2 separate regions of the Mus musculus genome follow, and region 2 is linked to region 1. The links are chromatin loops, found by intact Hi-C in ENCODE. Cell type or tissue: left cerebral cortex. All regions are shown on one strand. Each heading gives the region's core, and the rest is flanking DNA. Links, peaks and the distances in the headings are about the cores only. Region 1 holds the start of Pold4 (polymerase (DNA-directed), delta 4). Region 2 overlaps Unc93b1 (unc-93 homolog B1, TLR signaling regulator).

Region 1 (9,320 bases), core at 3,169-5,668:
TCAGTCAGACGGTATTTGGGGGGCAGGCTCCAGGATTGCTCAGCCACACATCCAGATAATGTTTTAGCATAATGCCTGACACAGTGAAATCCTTGGTAGTTTGATTTAAAGTGATGCAAAGACTGTCCAAGGGGGCTGGTGAGATGACTCAGCGGTTAAGAGCGTCAACTGCTCTTCCAAAGGTTCTGAGTTCAAATCCCAGCAACCACATGGTGGCTCACAACCATCCGTAACGAAATCTGATGCCGTCTTCTGGAGTGTCTGAAGACAGCTACAGTGTACTTACATATAATAAAGAAATAAATATTAAAAAAAAAGACTGTCCAAAAGGAGAGTTTTGAGAGGTTTAGAAGCTGAGAGCAGCTGACCCGGAATCTCAAGCTCTGGAGAACTGAGAGGAGAAAACAGGAAACACACAAGCTTGGGCAGTTAGGAACCACAGGCAACTGCTTTGTGTTTGGGTATAGGGAGCTATGTAGACCAGGCTCACTTAAAACCCACAGTGATCCTCCTGCTTCAGTGTCCTATGTGCCGGTATTATGTGTACGTCACCATGCACACCCCACAGGAGCCTGTGACATAGCAGGTGAGAGGCAGACACCACATGGTGAGTCCAAGAAAGACACGGTGTGAGGCGAGAAGTGAAGATGTGTCCTGTGTGCTGTGGCAAAGGCGGGGTCAAGGGAGGCTTAGCATTTGTCTGTTTTAAACAGAAGGGATCTAAGCGTGTTATTGCCAAGTGTGGAGGTGGAAGCCGAAGAGTGGAGGGTTTGGGGTACTGAAGAGATAAAGAGAGAATCCAAAAGCTGGCTGGGCAGACACAGGGAAGGCCAGGTGGTTGCTGACACATCTTCCGTATGGATCCCATTGGTGGCATTTCTTAGCAACCCAGGACAGACATTCCCACCAGATGCTCTGTAGGACACACAGACATTCCCACCAGATGCGCTGTAGGACAAAGTGCTGACACTCCAGTCACCGTGGTGGGGAATAACTAGTGGGTATGTCAAAAACCCAAGCGGTGCTGCACTTCTGTAAGCCCAATACTTGGGAGATGAAGGCAAGAAGATCAGGAGTTCAAGGCCAGCCTTGGTTTACATAGTAAGTTCTAAGTCTTGAGATAGTCAAGAGACTGTCTCAAAAACACAAATCAGAAATGAAAAAGAAAAAGGCTAGAGCCCTGAAGTGCTCTCTGAGCCCGTTCTCACCTGTGGCTGCCCTGTAAGGCCCCGCCCTCACTTTCTGTGAATTCGGTGCTCCACACATGAAGCAGCTCTTCAATCCATTTCCTGCCATTGTTCCTCCTAGTGTCTACTCTGCTTGTAGTGTGTGGCACAATGGCTCCCAACTGCTCAACAATCGCTTTCTATGACCTAGGGTCCCCCACCTCTTGACTTTGCTTGTCTTGCTGATCCTCAGTATTGGAGAATGCCCTCTCGTCACTCAGCCTCAGCCACTTGCCTAGGTCTCCAGAAGTCCTGTGTCCTTAGGGAGAAAGGAGAGAGAATAGAGATGAGAGGGGCTGACTTCCCCCTTGTCCTCCCCAGAGAGCTCAGTGTATTAGAAACCTGCACCTAGGAGAGAAGGCAGCTCCCTGGAGGTGAGATCCAGTTCTGAGGAGGCTCTAAATCGAGGCAAATCACCATACCTCACCAGAGAATGAGGAAGCAGCGGGGACTCAGGGACCCTCTCAGCAGCAAGGGAACTCACTCAAACACTCATCTTACACAAGCACATTCACCAGTCACCACGGCCACAGCCGGCAAAATGGGGAGGCACAGGGCGGGTCTTTGCTTCCCTTAGCCTAGAGCACACAGGCTAGCGATTCAGGGGAGACGGCACAGTCTGATGGCAGTCCCTCTGAGTCCTCCCTTCTAGGGAGCCTTAATTGTCCCTGCCTTTGTCCTCTCCATTCCTGAGCTCCCTGACTCAGGCTGGTACCCAAATTTCCTAGAGGGAAAAACACTTGCCAGCAGACTAGTACCAATGACACAGAGGAGGTGACTGTGACAGAGCTGTGGATCTGACCCTTCAGGGTCCCTAGCCTGGCCAGTTCAGAGAGAACTTGGAGGTACCTCCCCAACTTGCCTCCAGGATATGGCTCTATGGACTAACTAGGACCTCTTTCCTGCTGGATAAAGTCTGACACCTGGTGGCCAGAGTGAGGAATGACCAGCAGGGCACTTTGCAAATCTCCAGAACTTCTGAACTGTTGGTCCCAGTGAAAGGGGAGCTGACTAGCGGAGCTGGTGGGGAAAGTTCCTAGGCAAGGCAGAATAGACACTAGGGACCCAGAGAAACCTTCCTATTTTTTCACCCTTTAAATCCAGGAAACTCAGAACCTACTAGGCTAAGGTGCTGGGTCTGAGAGGGAAGAGAGGGGCTAGGAGGAGACCCTGAAGGAATATGGCAAAAATGAAGGCTGGGGAAAAGATGAAGGCTGGATGGGCAAGATGTTTTGGGGTGTCCACCTGGGTGCACAAAATCCCCTAAACTGGACTGAATTTCAGCTCAGAATGAGTAGCAGGGCCTGAGTGGGGGAGTTGCTAAGGAGAGAGAAAGAAATGGGAGAGACCTCACATCCCATTGAACTCATGCAGCTGCTGCCCTCCCTCACTTTTACCTGCCCCATCTTTTCAGCTCTAACTGGCTCTGTCCATATGACCCATCTCAAACTGAAGGCGAGGGACTTTCAGGATGTATATTTGTGAAGAGTGCTGACCCCACCCAGAACTGTCACACTGAGTAAAGCTAAGATGAACCTGCTCCCACAGGAGCCGCGCGCAGTGAGTCTCAGCCCCAGGGAGTCCCAGGTCTAGGTTTCTGTTCAGGTTGTTTGTTCTCCTGGTCTTCACAGGACTTTGACCTTGAACCTAATAAGGCTTAGGGTATTTGCAAAGTATAAGTTAACTCCATCCACTTCTATCACCAGCTTCTGGAATCAGTGCTGACCAAAGACACTTCGTATACAAGACAGAATTGAGCCACTAACTTAGACCACCAGTTTGGTCTCCACTCTGAGAACTCTGCATCAAGCAAAGTGTTCTAGGCAGGAAGGAAAATGATGAGGTTAGAGAAGAAAGTAGGAAAACACCCAAAGATAGGAGACCAAGTCAGTGCCCTAACCACCTTAGAGACACGTCGGATACTGAGCAGCCAGGATGATCCATCTTATTGCTCACCTGGAGAGGACAGCATGCTTCCTAGGGAGAGCTCCACCCCCACACACCTCCCCCACCAGAAGGCTAGTGCTAGGGTCCCTGCACTGAAGCAGAGCACTCCAGATCCCTTAGGGGCTGAGGGAACCTAAAGCCCCTGGGAGGTATCTTTCCAGTCAGTGTTGGAGAAGCTACCTGGACCTGAGCCAGGCAGATCTGGGGTGGGGGCTGAAGGGAGGGCAGGTAGGGATGGCTCAGCCAAGATCCACAGAGCAGGTCAGGGTGTCAGGAGCTGCCAAAGGAGACAAGCGACTAGGCGCAGGCAGTGGAGGGAGCTGCTGTGGCCGCCCAGCGGCACACCCCATTTCACGCTCCCTGGGCGGTGGCAGGCCCCACGGCTATCAGCTTTCAGGGGTGGGAGGGACCAGGAATGAGGAGGGGTCTGCCCCACCCAGGCTTCCCTGCTCCCTCAGGGCTTTGTGGACTCAGGAAGTGGGTGCCACATACCTTTGGGAACAGCCCCAGAATATCTGAGGCCTTCTTAGGGAGGAGTGGTGGTCAGTCCCACGGAGCCTAGGAGCTACCCACTATAGAGCCTCACTAGACCTAATGCCTGTGCCTTTCCCTGCCTAGTAGAGAATTCTCCCTGTCCCCCTTCCCAACTCTGTAGGGTCTCTTCTCCCAGATGTCCAGGAGACAGATGGAGGGATCAGACCTGAGCCACCCCAAACAATGGGTCCCAGAAAGGCCTTCCAGGTCTTTGCAGTGTGCCTGCAGCTCCTTCTTCTTCAAGAAGCTAATGGGGGAAGGCTAGCAAGAGGAGGTCCCTGGAGACACAACCTTCTGCCCACCACTGGTGGGTTTCTCTTTGGAGGGGTCCTCTTCTCTGCCTCCACACACACGGGAGGCCAGCCGAGTGCTTCCTAAGCCAGATCACAGAGCTTCCAAAAAGGAGGGCAAAGGCCTCCAACCAGCCATCCTTGCACCCCTGGAAGGAAGAACCGGATGGGCTCTCCAGAGGGTGATTAGTGCTGGGTCAGTCCAAGTGCTGGTTCCCAGACTCCCACGGGCCAGCATTTTCACCCGCTGCCAGGAAGTTGGTGAGGGGGAGGTGGTAGTAGGGGTGAGTCAGTGATGACAGGAGCCCCAAAACAAAGGTCATGGGTAGAGAATTGAGAGACGCTGTTTACAGCAATTACCTCCTGAGGTCTTCTCCCAATGCCTACCATTCTCCTCCAGCTCTAAGGCATTCGTGCTCCTGCTCTCCTGTCCAGGACTAACGACTGTGTATGTCCCTCTCTCTACCGCGCAAGCCTGGGAGCTTCTGCCGCACACGGGAAGCTAGTTAGTTACACAGTAGCTGTTACTAAGAGCACTTCTGCAGCACACGGGAAGCTAGTTAGTTACACAGTAGCTGTTACTAAGAGCACTTCTGCAGCACACGGGAAGCTAGTTAGTTACACAGTAGCTGTTACTAAGAGCACTTCTGCAGCACACGGGAAGCTAGTTAGTTACACAGTAGCTGTTACTAAGAGCACTGATCACAATTTGCCTACACTTCCCACTTGCAAAAAAACTCTTTTGATATCTATTTTGAGTTAGCATGTGGGAGATGCTTAGAACTCGGCACATGGAAAGTCCAATATGAGGGTTGGGTTTATTGAAATTATTTTCTGCTCATGATACACATTCAGAAAAAAACAAAAACAAAAAAACAGAGCAGATCTGTCAGTTAAGAACTGGGGATATGAACCCATGGAGAATGGAGACTATACTTCTGGCGTCCTGCTTGGAATGGAATCTTCCTGACTAGCAAAGTGGACAGAGGCAGGCTGTGGGACTTGACAGCGGCCACAGCAACCGCATGCCTGGGCTGGGTGGACAGTGGCTCTGCCAGCAGACTGTGAGAAAGGAGCCTTCTGAGCTCATGAGTTTCTCCAGCAAGGTCTCCTGGGGCCAGTAAGAGCAGCAGGGAAGGACCTGGACTAGTCCAAACTCTCTTTGGACCTACAGATCTGATCCCACAGCGCTCTAGGGCCAACCGGCAGGAGAAAAAGGTTCTCAGGGGACTTAAAAACTGGCCATGGGGATTAGTGAGGCTGAAAAGAACATTTGCCTAGGAAGGAAAAACGGGAAGTGAGAGGCCGAGGATAACTCTCTATATGTCCCAAGGGACCCAAGTGGACCAATGAGAAACCCGAGGAGGTGGTGAAGTCTGGGGCATCTTGACAGGTTCTTGGTTCCGCCTAACCCCTCCTCACTCGAAACGCAGCAGCAGCTACCCCGCCCCCCGTCTTCTGCCGATTGCCATTGGCTAGAATTAAGGTCCCGCCCCGCAAAGGCCGTTTGCCATTTGCTTAGGTCTCTGATGTTTGCGTGCTTGTGGGGGCGGAAGACAGGCGTCATTCCCTGGAACCTAGGGACTTCCTCTCTCTGCTTGTCTGGGTCAACTTGTCTGTCCATTGCTGGCCCATCTCTCTCTGGCCCCCTCTCTCACTCTCAGCAGCTGTCTCTCACAGGCCCGCTGCCCTGCCTTTTCTTTGCCTCCTGCTCCGCCTGCCTGGGTGGCCGCCATGGGTCGGAAGCGGTTCATCACTGACTCCTATCCTGTTGTGAAGAAGAGGGAGGGGCCCCCTGGGCACAGCAAGGGAGAGCTGGCACCCGAGCTAGGTCTCTAAAATGTGGGGGTGGCAGGAAGAGTGGACATGAAGTGACCAGAAAGGACTCTGTGTGTGTGTGTGTGTGTGTGTGTGTGTGTGTGTGTGTGTGTGTGTGTTGGCTAAAAAGGGAAGCTAGCATGTCTCGCACTTCCGATGAGCTGTCTGTCTGCTGGATGGCAAAGGCAAATGGGTGGGGAGATTGCCAGGATATAGAGTCACAGCTCTAAGTCCAGGGTAGGGCAAAGGCCTGGATGTGCCTGAGGAGCCACCACATGTTATTGCAGGGGAAGACACCCAGTCCCTCAGCCAGGAGGAAACAGAGCTGGAGCTGCTGAGGCAGTTTGACCTGGCCTGGCAGTATGGGCCTTGTACAGGTGAGCACCCCATTTCCAGTCCCTCCCATCAGGCACATCTCTGAATCAGTTCTGTTATCAATGTGTCTCAAAAGTAATCCTGCCTAGCTCTTGGACACTGTCTCCTGAAACTGACTATGGAGGCTCAAGAAACTGCCGTCCATGTCCACTATCCTGGATTCTCCTGCCTATCCTGTCTTCTTTTCCTGATGGCAGGTATCACAAGGCTGCAGCGCTGGAGTCGGGCAGAGCAGATGGGCTTGAAGCCCCCCCTAGAGGTGTACCAAGTGTTGAAGGCACACCCTGAAGACCCTCACTTCCAATGCAGGTCAGGATAGGCTGGGACAGCTTTCAGGGGAACCAGGGACTTCTCCAGGAGCTGCCACCCTCTTGGTCTACGTAGGGGCTACCTTGACTTGGAGAAGTGGGAACAGACTTAGACGGTCCTTCCTGTCAAGCAAGAAGAGTCTGGCTCGAGATAGATCTCGATAATGATCCTTACCTCTATGAGCTGATGGTGGGGGACGGGTATATCTAGGGCCCATGGAGCTATCCATGAGTCCTGAGGTGTTCACCAGAGCCACAGGATTGTAGGCAGTAAGTAAGTAAGAACTAGAGACAGTCCATCAAGGAACAGAACTGATGTGGCTATGACTTCCTTCTCCCACCCTGTCTTCCACAGCCTGTGGCATCTCTACCCACTCTGAGGTACCCCCACGTTGTCCTTCTCTGGGCACCTCCTAGCCACCAAGAACTTCAGGACAGACATCATGGCCTGCTCTGCTCATTCCAACCTTGGAGAAACAGCAGGCTGACTGTGGAGGTCTTCCTGGTTCAGCTTCTTCTCCATCTAAACAGCAGGCTGCTGAAGCTCCTGGGACCTGTGAAGCTGAGCACCTCCACGCCCTAATCATGACCACCAGATGCCCACCCGCCACACCCCTGACCTACGGTGTGGCAAATCCAGCACAGGCTGGCATAAACCAGATGTCGGCAGATAACCTAAAGGGCCCACCTTGGGCATCTAGCTGAGGGCACAGATGAGTGAGTTATTGGATCAAGGAGCTCACTAATGCTTACAATAAAGTACATTAAGCCTGAGATTCTGACCTTACATCTCTTAATATGCTCTAATCTAGCCGGCAGTTCCCAAACTGTAAGTGGGCTGGAGAGCCAGCTACAGGCTTTTTTTTTTTTTTTTTTTTTTTTTTTTTCTTTACTTAGGCTGGCTACAAACTCAGAAATTTGCCTGCCTCTGCTTCCTGAATGCTGAGATTAAAGGGTCCCAATATGGGGCGGGGGACAGTGCTGTGACTGGGATGTAAAGTGATTAATTAATTAACTAATTAATTAATGGGGAAAAGGTTTCACTATGTAGTTCTGTTTGTCCTAGAACTCATTATATAGACCAGGCTGGCTTCTAACTCACAGAAATCTACTTGCCTCTGTCTCCCAAGTGCTGGGGTTAAAGGCTTGTGTTTCTATACCACAAGGCTTCCATATCTATTTTTCTAAGGCAGTCTTTTCAAAAGCTGAGTGGCCTCTGGTATTCCCTGGTAGAAACTCACTCTAAGTTTCCTTCCCTGACCAGCCAGCAGAAAATCTGCCTAATATGCCCAACTTATGAACAGCTACTAAGTTCCTGCTACTATAGATCCCATGGGGTGTCAATATCACTGAAAATATAGGCAAAACAATCATGGAAACTAGTTATGTCATGTGGTGGTCAGCATTAAGTAAAATTAGGGTGAGAGGCTTTTAGGGGGTTAGAAAATGTCAACAAGATATTTTGTAGAGTAGGATAGGAAAGGCTCCATCGTTTTAAAAGCCTTTGAAAAGAGAGACACAAAGAAGGAAGGCAGAGAGGGCTCACACCTGAGTAAGTGTTACAGACAGAAAGAATGACAAGAAAGGCTCAATGGCAGGAACATTTTCAGACTGTTCACACAAGCATGTGAAGGTCGGAACTCAGGAGACAAGGAGACAAGAAGACAGAAGGGAATGAGGCCAAACAGGCAGCAGGCCAGTCCCATTGGGCATTGTAGACCATGATAAGAAATCTGGATTTTACAGTGAGTGAAAAGAGATATGGATGGCTTTAAGGAATGACAACATTGAACTTATGTTTTGAAAATACAAGTGCAGCTGTGGGTGGAAAGTCTATGGAGTTGGGAAAGCAGACAGGTGGTGAAACGGCTCTGCTCAGCAAGGCTAACAAAACCTGTCGGAGAACAGGTGACAGGGATGTGGTTCGAAGCAGGGAGGGGAAATGGAGCTGCTGAGAAGTAGCCAGATTTTATTTTGAGGAGACAACTGACTGGGATTTAAGAGGTAGGAGCCAAGGATAACTCCAAAGATTTGGGCTTGAGTGACCGGAAGATCAGATATCCCATAGTAGTAGAAAAAGGAGGAGGGAGGAGGAGGAAGAGGAAGGAGGAGGGAGGAGGAGGAGGAGTGGGAAGAGGAAAGTAGGAAGGGAACAAAGAGCTTTGGATGTTTTGGCTTTTGGGGAGGGGCTGTGGGTGGAACCTGAGGTCTTGCCTATAACAGGCAAGTGCTCCATTACTGAGCTACACCCCCAGTCAATATGTTACATTTGAAGTGCTTGCAATGTATCCCAGTAAAGATGGGATGTAGGCAGAAGATACAGTAAATCTGGAATTCCGGAGAGGTCTAGATTTGAGATATAACTTTGGGGAAATTTCAAATGGCATTTAAGGTCAGCAAGAATGAGCTGGCACATGGGTGCTTGATCTCCTGTAATCCCAACACTCTGGAACCGGATTCAGGACTAAAGTTTTAAAGCCAGTCTGGCAACATAGCAAGACCTTGTCTCCAATACGATCTCAGCACTCAAAAGACAGAGACAGGAAGATCTCTGTGAGTTCAAGTCCAGCCTAGTTTATGTAGAGAGTTACAGGGCTGTTAGAGCTACAAAGAGAGACCCTGTCTTAAAAAATCCAAGTCCATTCATCAGCCAATATATTAAAAGTATTAAGAGAGCTGGGCAATGGTGGTGCACACCTTTGATCCCAGCACTTGGGAAGCAGGGTTAGGGTTAGGGTTAGGGTTAGGATTAGGGTTTCTGAGTTCGAGGCCAGCTGGTCTACAGAGTGAGTTCCAGGACAGCCAGGGATACACAGAGGAAC
Region 2 (2,500 bases), core at 1-2,500, 280 kb before region 1:
TAGGCTTGGTGTCAGGTGCCTTTTACCCACTAAGCCATCTCATTTGCTCTTCTTTTTCTCTCTTTTTCTTTCTTTCTTTCTTTTCCCTTTTTTTGTTTTTTGGTTTTTTTGTTTTGTTTTGTTGTGTTTTGACATGGCCTTTGTATATATCCTTGTTTGGCCTAGAAATTGTTATGTAGACTAGGCTGGCCCCAAACTCACAGAGATCAGTCTGCTTGAGTCTCCCCCATTCTGGAACTAAGGTGTGCTTTCATACCTGGATGGATTTTTGTTTGTAACGAGGATCAAGGTACAGTCCAAACCCAGCTTGCCCAACCTCAGAATCCATGCTCAAACCTGGGCAGCTGGAGTGAGAGCCTGAGAAAAGAAGCTATGGTAGGCCAGGCTTCAGCTGCGTGGGGGCTCCCTGGGTATGTGTGAGATGGGTTTGTGTTGGTGACAGACAGCTGGCACACGTGAGTGCAGCCGTGTAGGTTGTCCTTACTGGCACTGATCCTCATGGTCTAATGCTGTTGACAGTTTCAAGTGTCCCCACCTCCCCAAGTCACATGATGGACGTGTTCATGCTCTGAGCTGGACCAAGCTTAGCAAGGTCAGCCAGGGCTGTGCAATCTTCATACTTGAGAGCTTTTAATCCATCAGACAACCCATATAAACTCTTTTCAAAGTTGGGCCAGCTTTGGAGATTTCAGTCGTTTTCCTGAAATCGCCCTTAATGTGACCTTTGAACCTTTACTTTTTCCAGTCCTGAGCTCCAGAGTCTCAGCTCCAGTTGCTGTTTCTCTACCACCTTGAGGTGAACCCTCAGGAAACCAGCTCCTCCCCCGCCGGCTCCGCCCCCAGGAAACCAGCCCCCGCCCCCAGGCTTGGCTTGTGAAAAGTTAGTTGCTGAAATGTATAGGAGTTAGGCTCTGGTTCTGCCTCCCAGCCCCATGCTCTCAGAAATAAGACTCAGACTCAAAATATATTTACAAATACCTTGGCCATATAGCTAGGCTCTACTCTGATCATAACTAAAATATCTATATATTTTAGATCATAAGTAAAATATCCCATTTATTATAACCTGCATTCTGCCATGGGGCTGGCCTGTGCTCAGGTGCTATGTGTCCTGTTGCTCACATCTTCCCAAGCTGATCTCCTGAGAGTGGCTCTATCCCAGAATTCTTTCTGCCTCTCAGATATCCCACCTTCTATTTCCTGCCTATTCCTTCTATTTTCTGAGCCCCTGGCAAGGTAGAGAAACAGCAGCTGAGTGCTTGGCACACTGGGTGATGGGTCAAAAGCAGACAGGATTCAGTGGAGGGTCCTTGCACCTCTGGGCTCATCTTGACAGTGTAGTAACAGAAGTCTCCAGTAGGGGCCAGGCGAGGATTGGTGCACAGCTCTTGCTGGTCTTCCTAGCTCAGTCTCAGGAACTGAGATGGAACTGGTACAGGGTTCCTTACCTGCTTTGTGCCTTTACCTGCAGCACTCCTGGGCATCCTATATGAAGACAAAGAGAGGCAGGACTTCATCTTCACCATCTATCACTGGTGGCAGGCCGTGGCCATCTTTGTTGTGTACCTGGGCTCCAGCTTGCCCATGAAGGTGAGGATGGGTGGAGTTTGGGTATCCATGCCTCACTGGGAAACAGACTTGGATTTCATAGCCTCCTAAATGCAGTACTTTCTAAAGGCCAAGCACTGAGCCAAGGACCCCTTAGTCCATGGGGTAAACCCAGTACCCCAGTGACTGTTTTACCTGCTAGCCTCGGTCCTGTGGGCACACTCGGCTGAGCTGTGGGTGGTTGGATCACCTGCTCACTAGCTTCTGGACTTCTGGACACCCAGGGCCTCCCATTTCAGCTCCTATAGGAATGAGCTCTTCTATGCTTTTACATTGTTTTGACGATATAGCTCTGGCTGTCCTGGAACTCTGTAGACCAGGTTGGCCTCAAACTCACAGAGATCCACTTGCCTCTGCCTCCCAAGTGCTGGGATTAAAGGCATGCACCATTATACTGGGCTTGTTTTGTTTTTAAACAAAATGGTATCCCTGGCTGGCCTGGAACTCCCTGTATAGACCTAGCAGGCTTGGAACTCACAGATTCCCCTGCCTCTGCCTCCTGAGTGCTGGGATTAAAGGTGATTTTGGTTTGTTACTGACTGTGCTGGAGGTGGGAGCCAGGGTCTTTCTTGCTACCTATCAGTGTACCTGAGGTTCCTAGCCTGTTCCTAACCCAAGCCTGTCATTTTAGCAGGTCCTTCTCACATGTTTTTGTTCCATTTTTCTGTATCATTGGGCCAGGATCTCAAGGTAGCCCAGACTGACCTCAGCCTTCTATGGGCTGAGATGACTGACAGGCCTGTACTGACAGGCCCAGCTTTGTGCAGCATTTTTTTTTTTAAGAAAGCAAAATGAATCGAAAAAGCAAGGAATCAGAGTACAAAGTACAAATACAAAACTATTTGTGTGTTTCTTTCTGGGCTGTGGGTTACAGTCAAACTGTCTGAAGAGA

The links. A loop is a pair of places that touch in the nucleus more often than their neighbours do. Peaks named below come from ENCODE experiments on the same cell type or tissue, not always from the same donor. Only the 100,000 strongest peaks of a DNase experiment are listed, where the experiment ranks them.
Region 2: it touches region 1 in a loop (2.9-fold over the local background); 2 of 42 quality-filtered maps call a loop at or near these places.

The regions. Positions count from the first base shown.
Region 1 is chr19:4,226,361-4,235,680 of GRCm38, forward strand. It overlaps Pold4 (polymerase (DNA-directed), delta 4), which reads left to right and starts at 5,533. Exons shown (of 4, transcript NM_027196.4): 1 at 5,533-5,828; 2 at 6,103-6,192; 3 at 6,388-6,499; 4 at 6,854-7,274. The coding sequence starts at 5,732. The coding sequence ends at 6,878. Gm45928 (predicted gene, 45928) reads left to right here. Exons shown (of 4, transcript NR_132309.2): 2 at 6,103-6,192; 3 at 6,388-6,499; 4 at 6,854-7,272. The region is part of intron 2 of LOC102631992 (a long non-coding RNA gene); the gene reads right to left. In left cerebral cortex, for the core only: no CTCF peak of the experiment used is centred there; DNase peaks (open chromatin) are centred at 4,308, 4,779 and 5,484; H3K4me3 peaks cover 732 bases; H3K27ac peaks cover 1,616 bases.
Region 2 is chr19:3,945,536-3,948,035 of GRCm38, forward strand. It overlaps Unc93b1 (unc-93 homolog B1, TLR signaling regulator), which reads left to right. Exons shown (of 11, transcript NM_019449.2): 10 at 1,472-1,590. Among named protein-coding and RNA genes, the nearest start is that of Unc93b1, 12 kb to the left of the region's middle. In left cerebral cortex, for the core only: a CTCF peak has its summit at 1,357; a DNase peak (open chromatin) is centred at 1,364.